Regions from separate parts of the Homo sapiens genome. Here region 1 is linked to region 2. A link is an interaction called in ENCODE POLR2A ChIA-PET data of the cell type or tissue named here. Cell type or tissue: PC-3. All regions are shown on one strand. Each heading gives the region's core, and the rest is flanking DNA. Links, peaks and the distances in the headings are about the cores only.

Region 1 (4,652 bases), core at 972-3,471, 140 kb before region 2:
CTATGGATGCTTGCAGGGCCCACTCCCCAAATAAACTCATCACCCTTCAATTTTTTTTCTTTGTTTAGAGATAGGGTCTTGCTCTGTCACCCAGGCTTGAGTGATCCTGGCTCACTGCAACTTCTATCTCCTGGGCTCAAGCGATTCTCCCACTTTAGACTCCTGAGTAGTTGGGACTACAGGTGTGCATGACCAAGGCTGGTTAATTTTTTTCTTTTTTTGTTTTTTTGTAAGACAGGGTCTTGCTATGTTGCCCATGCTGGTCTCAAACTCCTGGCCTCAAGCGATCCTCCTACCTTGGCCTCCCAAAGCATTGGGAATCCAGGCATGAACCCCGTTCCTAGGCGGCACTTGATTCCTGTTCCAAGATCTGGGGAAATCCGACCCGAAGGAAGCTTTGCTCTAAGACCTCCTTGGCCGTGTTGGGCTCAGACGTGGACTGAGGTTTCAGAGGAAGCAGTGGAGCGGCAGGAGCCAGGTAAAGGCAGTGGGTCACTGGCGGCAACCGGGTCCCCATGGTAACTTGGTCCCCACCCTGTGGCATCTGTGAGGTCACCCTGCTTCTCCCAGCTGGAGTAGGTGGGGGAGGCCAGACATGGAGGCCCTTCCTCCAGTCAGATCCAGCCTTTTGGGGATCCTGTTGCAGGTTACGAGGCTCTCAGTGCTGGTGAGTGGGGGCTGGGGGTAAGTGGGGTGGGGACCACACACCAGGCCCTTCACAGAGCCACCTCAGAGCTGCCGGGCCCAAGCCCTGCCTGTCCCATCCAGTGGAACGAGGTGGCTGCCTGCCTTCCAGAATAATCTGACATCTCCCAGAAGCCCCACTCCAAACTACAGTGCTGACATTTTCTTTTCTTTTCTTTATTTAGAGACAGGGTCTCGCTCTGTCGCCCAGCCTGGAGCGCAGTGGTGCCGGCTCAGCTCGTTGCAGCCTCCAACTCCCGGTCTCAAGCAATCCTCCCCCCTCAGCCTCCAAGTAGCCGGGACTATAGGTGTGCACCACCACGCCTGACTAATTTTTGTATTTTGTAGAGATGGTGTCTCACTACGTTGCCCAGGCGGGTCTCCAACTCTTGGCCTCACATGATCCTCCTACCTCAGCTTCCTGAGGTGCTGGGATTATAGGTGTGAGCCACCGCACCTGGCAGCATTTTCTCTATTGAGGGTCACTCCTATGGGTGAATCATTGTTTTTCCCATTCATTTTTTCTTTTTTTTGAGACAGAGTCTCGCTCTGTTGCCCAGGCTGGAGTGCAGTGGTGCGATCTCGGCTCACTGCAACCTCTGCCTCCTGGGTTCAAGCAGTTCTTCTGCCTCAGCCTCCCAAGTAGCTGGGACTACAGGCACGTGCCATCATCCCTGGCTAATTTTTTTTTTTTTTTGTATTTTTAGTAGAGACCCTGTTAGCCAGGATGGTCTCGATCTCCTGACCTTGTGATCTGCCCGCCTCAGCTCCCCAAAGTGCTGGGATTACAGACATAAGCCACTGCGCCTGGCTCATTCATCTCTCTCTCTTTTTTTTTTTTTCAGATGCAGTCTTGCCCTGTCGCGCAGGCTGCAGTGTAATGGTGCGATCTCGGCTCACTGCAACTTCCACCTCCAGGTTCAAGCAATTCTCCTGCCTCAGCCTTCCAAGTAGCTGGGATTACAGGCGTGCGCCACCACGCCCAGCTAATTTTTTGTATCTTTAGTAGAGACAGGGTTTCACCGCATTGGCCAGGCTGGTCTCAAACTCCTGACCTCGTAATCCACCCACCTCGGCCTCCCAAAGTTCTGGGATTACAGGTGTGAGCCACCGCACCTGGCCCATTCATCTCTTTTAAACATACACATGCTTGTGGTCGGGGTCACAACTCAGTCACACTTAGGAGGCCGAGGTGGGAGTATAGATTGAGCCTGGGAGGCCAAGGCTGCAGTCAGCCAAGATCATATAACAGGGGGCAGTTGAGAAAGACAGACACCATTAGATTTGCATCTTGGGACCGGGAGCTGTGGCTCACACCTGTAATCCCAGCACTTTGGGAGGCCGAGGCGGGCAGATCACCTGAGGTCAGGAGTTCCAGACCAGCCTGACTAACATGAAGAAACCTTGTCTCTACTAAAAATACAAAATTAGCCACGCGTGGTGGTGCATGCCTGTAATCCCAGCTACTCAAGAGGCTGAGGCAGGAGAATCGCTTGAACCTGGGAGGCGGAGGTTGCGGTGAGCCGAGATCCCACCATTGCACTCCAGCCTGGGCAACCCTGGGCAACAAGAGCAAAACCCTGTCTCAGAAAAAAAAAAAAAAAAAAAAAAAAAAAGATTTGCATCTTGGCTGTTTTACCCTCTAGCTGTGTGAATTTGGGCAAATCACTTCACCACTCTGAGCCCGTTTCCTCTCCTATAGAAATGATCTTGTGGGATCATGTGGGATATCATAGGTTTCCCTCCTCCCTGGTCTCAGCACCATAACCTGGGAGGTCCTATTTCCTAGCTCTACCCTAATTCTTCTCCCTGCTGGACCCTTTGGTCTCAGCATAGCTCCACCCTCCACGTCCCAAGCTCTGCAAATCCAGCCCGTGAGTGGGGGGTCTTGCAGCCAATCTCAGATGGTGGGGCCTGTGGACACGGGGATGGGGGGTCCAGGTGGGTGGATTGGTGTCACTCAAGGGCTGGGGGCTTTCCAGCTCTGATGAAGGGTCTCCAGGACTCAAGAACAGCTTTCCCCCACCTCACCCCAGTCCTGCAGCTTCATCTCAGTGAATGGGAGACACCGTTGTCCAACTCACCACCCAGATCAGAAATCTGGAATTCTTTTTTTTTTTTTTTGAGATGGAGTCTCACTCTGTTACCCAGGCTGGAGTGCAGTGGCACGATCTGGGCAAACTGCAACCTCCGCCTCCTGGGTTCAAGCAATTCTCCTGCCTCAGCCTCCCGAGTAGCTGGGATTACAGGCATGCACCATCATGCCCAGCTAATTTTTGTATTTTTAGTAGAGATGGGGTTTCACCAGGTTGACCAGGCTGGTCTCGAAATCTTGACCTCAGGTGATCCGTCTGCTTCGGCCTCCCAGAGTGCTGGGATTACAGGTGTGAGCCACCATGTCCGGCTGGAAATCTGGAAGTCTTTCTGGATCTCTCTCCTTCACCCTTCTCATTAGGTCTGTCGTGAATTATGTGACCCCTGCCCCATGTCTCTCACGCCTCCCTGCCCCTAATGGCATTGTCCTTTGCCCCAGCAGCCCTCCTGATGCCAGGGGACAACTGGTACAGAGGCAAAGCCCAGCTACTTGGAAGAAGACAAGTGACCTGGGTTCAAAGCCCACAGGATTGGGGTGGGGGATCGTAACATGGTAATAATAGCCATGAAACCTCCTTCAGTCTGGAGTATTGTAAATAATCATTTAAATCCAATGGAGGCCAGGTATAGTGGCTCATGCCTGCAATCCCAGCACTTTGGGAGGCTGAGGCAGGAGGATTGCTTGAGGCCAGGAGTTCGAAACCAGCCTGGATAACATAGCAAGACCCCGCCTCTACAAAAAAAAAAAAAAAAAAAAAAATTAGCTGGACTTAGTGAGATGCACCTATAGCTCCAGCTACTTGGGAGGCTAATGGGGGGAGGATTGCTTGAGCCTATGAGTTCAAGACCAGCCCAGGCATAATAAGAAGACTCCATTTCTTAAAAAAAAAAAAAAAAAAATTAGCCAGGCATGGTGGCATGCACTTGTGTGGTCTCAGCTTTTTGGAAGGCTGAGATGGGAGGGTTGTTTAAGTGTGGGAGGTCAAGGCTGCAGTGAGCTATGATGACACCACTGCACTCCAGCGTGGACAACAGAGTGAGATCCTGTTTCTTAAAAAAAAATATCCAATGGAAAGGAACCCAAATACAATATGAAACACCTTCTAATGTTCCCTTCTCAGAAGGGAGTCCTTCAAAGTGGACAGAGTTCATCCTTGCACCTGTGGGGAGCTGAGGCCTTGAGATGGGGATCTGACTCAAGGTGGTCCAGCAGCTTCACCTCTACAGTAAAAGTGGGGTTCCTGGCCAGGCGCAGTGGCTCACGCCTGTAATCCCAGCACTTTGGGAGGCTGAGGCGGGTGGATCATCTAAGGTCAGGAGTTCGAGACCAGCCTGACCAACATGGTGAAACTCCATCTCTATTAAAAATACAAAAACTAGCCAGGTGTGGTGGCAGGCGCCTGTAATCCCAGCTACTCAGGAGGCTGAAGCAGGAGAATCGCCCGAAACCGGGAAGTGGAGGTTGCAGTGAGCCGAGATAGCGCCATTGCATTCCAGCCTGGGCAACAAGAGTGAAACTCCGTCTCAAAAAAAAAAAAAAGAAAAAGAAAAAGTGGGGTTCCTGTCCCAGGAGGGTGATGATGGCTGACGGTTGTCTCTCTCTCTTCTTCTGCAGTTGGTTCAGAACCGAGATCACCTCTATAATTTCCTGCTCCTCAAGATCAACCTCTTCAACCACTGGGTGTCAGGGCTGGCCCAGGAGGCCCGGGGGTCCTGTAACTGGCAGGCCCACCTACCCCTGGGAGCTGCAGCCTGCCCCCTGGGCCAGGCTCTCTGGGCTGGGCTGGCTCTGATACAGGTCCCCGTATGGCTGGTGCTACAGGGACCCAGGCTGATGTGGGCTGGCATGTGGGGCAGCACCAAGGGCCTGGGCC
Region 2 (5,207 bases), core at 1,341-3,840:
AACACATATCATCCTGGGCCCTGTCACCAAGCCCCCTGAGGTGGGAGCCTGCTTCATCTCATCTCGCCTCTGCCATCTTGGTTCTGGGGTCTTGACTCTCCAGAGAGCAAGCTCCTCGCAGACTCGGGCACCAAGGTCTCTGGCAGCAGAGAGACTGGGGATGCTGCCTGTAGTAGCGGAGGGGAGGTGAGGAGGGGGCTGGAGACCACCCAGACTCAAACCCAGATGACCCGATGCTGGGAAGATAGCCTTGGCCCCAGCCCCGAGCCCCGCAGGTGTAACTGAGCATCCACGTGTCACCCATCTGCCTGACACGTGCTGAGTTCCACTGTGTCCCGGGCACCTGGAAAAAGGGGAAACCAAGGCAGAGGAGGCCTCACCGCCAAGTGGGGCATGGAGGAAAGACTGATGAAAAAATGGAGGTGACTGTCACATGAGAACCAGGGGGCTGGAGGGACTGTGGGTCCCCGGAGGAGAGAGCGGCCGCCCTGGGGCTGCAGGGGAGGACGCTGGTTTGAGAAAGCTTTCTGAAGGGAGTTGCACCCTGAGAGGGGCCAGAGTTCACCAGGCGGACACGCAGTGGGAGAGGGGGCTTGCTTGGAAGGAACATTCCAGCTGAGGCCAAAGCATGTGCAAAGGCCCAGAATGTTTATACCTTGGTAAGACTTTTCATATAAATAAGTTCTCAAATCCAAAAAACAAAACGGCCTCTGGCAAGCCACATGTCTGGGTTTCTTGCTTGGAAAAGGAAGCCCTGCCCTGCCCCAAGCCTGGGACCACGAGAAAGTGGGGCCTGACACTTCTCAGGTCCCTGCCCCCTTCCCTGGCAGCCACACAGACAGCACCACACCGTGCACCCCCCAAGAGAGTCCTCAAGCCCTGTTCTGTCTGTCCCCTCCTCACTGCCTCACACCAACAGCCTCCTCACCGTCACCTCACTCCTGCTGGGCGCCTCCTCAGGCCCAAGCACCAACTCCAGCCTGTTCTCTGCCCTGTACCAGGAGGCTGGGGAGTAGACAAGGGGCAGCCTCCTGGAGTCCAGGGTCCTTCCAGGGTCTCTACTCCCTGAATGCATGGGGTAGAGAGAGTCAGAACCTCCAGCTTCTGTTTTTTGTTGTTTTGTTTTGTTTTGTTTTCCCCAAGACAGGGTCTCACTCTGTTGTCCAGACTGGAGTGCAATGGCTCATTGCAATCTCCGCCTCCTGGGTTTAAGCGATTCTCCCGTCTCAGCCTCCCTAGTATCTGGGATTACAGTCTCCCGCCACCACGTCTGGTTAATTTTTGTATTTTTAGAAGAGACGGGGTTTCACCATGTTGGCCAGGCTGGTCTCAAACTCCTGGCCTCAAGTGATCCACCCGCCTCAGCTTCCCAAAGTGCTGGGATGACAGGCGTGAGCCACTGTACCCGGCCTGTTTTAGTGTTTAAATCTCTTTTTGGCCCTGGAGTACAGAGGTTTTATTTATCCAGTCCCTTTTATTCCCATCATTCCTAACCCACCACCCACACCCACAGGCAACCTTTCCAATGCATTCAAGGTGTGCCCTTTCATTCACGTGCGTTCTTGTAAAACAAGGATCACTCATGGCTACTAATGGGGACGGATCTTCCTTTTGGGGTAACTCACATGTCTCAGAACTAGATAGAGGTGAGTGTGCTAAATGCCACTGAATTGTACCCTTTACAAGTGGTTCATGGTTAACTTTATGTTATGTGAATTTTACCTCCATTTCTTAATATGTGTATCACTGTTTTGGAGGAGTTTTGATTTACCCAAGTGGAACTGGGCTATGGATTATATTTCTGTCTTACTCTTTCTTCTCAGAGTCTGGTGTTTTTTTTATTTGTTTTGTTTTTTTGAGACAAGGTCTTGCTCTGTCTCCCAGGTTTGGAGTGCAGTGTGTGATCCTAACTCACTGCATCCTTGAACTCCTGGGCTTAAGCGATCCTCCCGCCTCAGCCTCCTGACTAGCTGGGACTACAGGTGCATGCCACCACACCCGGCTAATCTTTTTAAAAAAATGTTTTTGTAGAGATAGGGTCTCAATATGTTGCCCAGGCTGGTCTTGAATTCCTGGTCTCAAGCGATCTTCGCACCTCAGCCTCCCAAGGCACTGGGAATACATAGCAAGACCTCATCTCTACAAAAATAAACAATTAGCCAGCTGTGGTGGCTCGTGCCTATAGTCCTAGCTACTTGGGAGGCTGAGGTGGGTGGATCGCTTGAGCCCAGGAGTTCAATGCTGCAGTGAGCTAGGTCACACCACTGTACTCCAGTCTGGGCCACAGATGGAGAACCTGTCTCTAAAAACAAAAACAAACAAAAAAGTAAGATTCTGAAGTTGCTAGAACAAATTGTGGGAGAAGATCTTTTGACACAGAAGTGAAGGACTCCTGAAACAAAACCTCAAAAAATGCATAAACCAGAAAGCTTCCCCCGCCAGCCTCCTGCCTCACCCAGAGGAAGTGGCGTTTCCTCCCGGACGCCGGCCTGGGCGCTGCCCACCTGGTGAGTCATGGGCCACTCTCTTCTGAGGCTGGCGGCCTGGCCCGCCCTTCCCGTCGGTACCCAGGAGGGAGCACAGCCTGCAATGGCCGCCTTATCTCACCCTCGCCCATGGCCCCGCAGACATGAGGTCAGGGCCGGGGATGTAATGAGGGTGGGAGGTGGGAGGCAGTGGAGGGTCAGGGAGAGGTCAGAGGTCGCTGGCAAAGCTGTTGCTGCACTTTGGAGGTGAGGGTGGGGGGCAAAGCAGACCCTTAAGGGACCTCAGCCAGGCCCCAGGGCTGGGGGTGGCAAGAGGTTCGTGTCATCACAGTGTGGCCGGGTCAGGGGAACAGGGACAGGTGCCCCAGGCCAGGGGAGAGAGGGCCCCAAACCCCAGCCCCTTCCAGAATCTTATCTCCAGGGGAGAGAGGGACCCAGATTAGGATTTTCTATCTAAGACAGTCCACACCCCTACCCCTTCCAGAATCTTATTTCCAGGGAAGGGAGGGCCCCAGATTAGAATCTCCGATCTGAGCCTGTCCTCACTCCCAACCCCTTCCAGAATCTTCTTTCCAGAGGAGAGAGGGCCCCAGATTATGATTTTCGATCTGAGACAGTCCACACCCCTACCCCTTCCAGAATCTTCTTTCCAGGGGAGAGAGGACCCCAGATTAGGATCTCCGATCTGAGACGGTACGCACCCTCTACCCCTTCTAGAATCTTCTCTTGTTTCTCCAATGGCCCTTTGAGGCCAATCCCCTTCTGGCCAAAACACACGGCCAGACAAGAAAGCCATTGAGAGAACAAGCAAGGGTGTGTCTGTGCCCACTGGGGTGTCCCCAGAGCTCTTTGGGCATCTGTGTCTTACCCCTTTCATCATCCAACAAAGGGTGACTCAACACCAGCACCAGCCCCGCGCCTTCGTCCCGGGAGGGCTGAGTCCTTCTGCGGCGTTGGGTCTGGGTCCCAGGGCTTGCCAGTTCTGCCGATGCCTGTCACCTGGGTGCAAGCCTGTGTGTGGGCCCACATGTGTGCCTGCAGATGTCTCTGCATGTGACATGTGCATGCCAAGTGTCCAGCTGTCTATCCCTTATGCTTAGTCTCTGAGTCTGGGCTGACTGTGCTGATGGCACTTTTTCCAAAGGTTCCTGGTAACTGGGACAAGTCAGTGTGTCCTCCAGCTTGTTGTCAGGGGTCCCTGGGCAGTGCTAGGCAGCAGCTTTTGGATGGGCAGTCAGTCGGTCAACATATGTTTATTTTGGGGTGTATATAGGCGGTCCTGGGGGCTTGCTGTCTCATCTGCCTCCATCCACCGGTCTGCAGGGACTGCAAATGAGGACATAGTTGTCCCCTCTGGCCGGTGTTGCTGTGTGTCTCTGTAGTTAAAGGTGTACCCTGGAGCCCTTCCCCTTCCCTGGGTGCCTGGTTTGTGGGGTTTCTGTCCTGGGTTAGCAGGGGGCAGGGGGACCTAATCCATGGTCAATACCTCCCTCCACCTCACTCCCCAGCAGAAAACCCAAATGTGCATGGAGAAAGAGCACTGGCTCAACTGTCCCCAAAGTATAGAGACAGATGATTAATAGATGCATACATACATGTGTATATGTATGTATACACACACATCCATCCATCCATATGCATACATACACACACATCCATACATGTACATACACAGATATGATATCACATAGAATAAAATACTCCAACTGACGTCTGAACTTTTAATTAATTTTAATTTTTTTTTTTTTAGTATTAGCATTATTATTTTTTGAGACAGGCTCTCACTCTTTCACCCAGGCTAGAGTGCAGTGGTGCGATCTCAGCTCACTGCAGCCTCCACTTCCCAGGTTCAAGCGATCCTCCCACCTCAGCCTCCCAAGTAGCTGGGACTGCAAGTGTGCTCCAGCATGTGTGGCTAATTTTTGTATTTTTTGTAGAGACAGGGTCTCATTAACTTACCCAGGCTGGTTTCAAACTCCAGGGCTCAAGCAATCTACCTGCCTCGGCCTCCCAAAGTGCTAGGATTACAGGTGTGAGCCACAGTGCCTGGCCTGAACTTTTAAATCAAGATTTTATTTATTTATAATTATTTTATTTCATTATTTTATTTTATTTTTGAGGCGGAGTCTCACTCTGTTGCCCAGGCTGGAGTGCAGTGACACAATCTCAGCTCTCTGCAAACTCCACCTCCTGGGTTCAAGTGATTCTCCTGCCTCAGTCTCCCAAGTAGCTCGGATTACAGGTGCCCGCCACCACACCCAGCTAATTTTTGTATTTTTAGTACAGACGGGGTTTCACCATGTTGGCCAGGCTGGTCTCAAACTCCTGACCTCAAGTGATTTGCCTGCCTCAGCCTCCCAAAATGTTGGAGGTTACAGGCGTGAGCCACCCCGCCTGACCTAAGATATTATTTATACAGAGACATGCACACAGCGTATGTGAACTTGCATCAGATCGAATGGGAATTTTCACAAACCACACACATTGCTGTTGACAGCACTCAGATCAACATGCCAGCCCCTCTGACCCCCATTTCCCTTATTCCCCTCCCAGCCCCCAATCTCCCCCTAAGAATAGCCATTGCTCTGACTTCAGCATAGATTCCTTTTGTCATTTTTTGATTTGATGTAAATAGAATCCTAGATTATCTACCCTTACGTTTCAGATTCATCAAAGCTGTTGCATGATTTACTTTATTTTATATTATTTTAGCCTGTGCAT

Evidence for each region. Peaks named below come from ENCODE experiments on the same cell type or tissue, not always from the same donor. Only the 100,000 strongest peaks of a DNase experiment are listed, where the experiment ranks them.
Region 1: POLR2A ChIA-PET joins it to region 2 with 12 read pairs; 6 of 35 experiments call an interaction of 5 or more read pairs at or near these places.

The regions. Positions count from the first base shown.
Region 1 is chr7:73,860,600-73,865,251 of GRCh38, forward strand. TMEM270 (transmembrane protein 270) reads left to right here and starts at 560. Exons shown (of 3, transcript NM_182504.4): 1 at 560-667; 2 at 4,394-4,652. The coding sequence starts at 596. In PC-3, for the core only: no CTCF peak of the experiment used is centred there; no DNase peak of the experiment used is centred there.
Region 2 is chr7:74,000,373-74,005,579 of GRCh38, forward strand. No RefSeq gene overlaps it. Among named protein-coding and RNA genes, the nearest start is that of ELN, 25 kb to the right of the region's middle. RefSeq lists enhancers at 1-380, 2,371-3,570. In PC-3, for the core only: no CTCF peak of the experiment used is centred there; a DNase peak (open chromatin) is centred at 2,489; H3K27ac peaks cover 803 bases.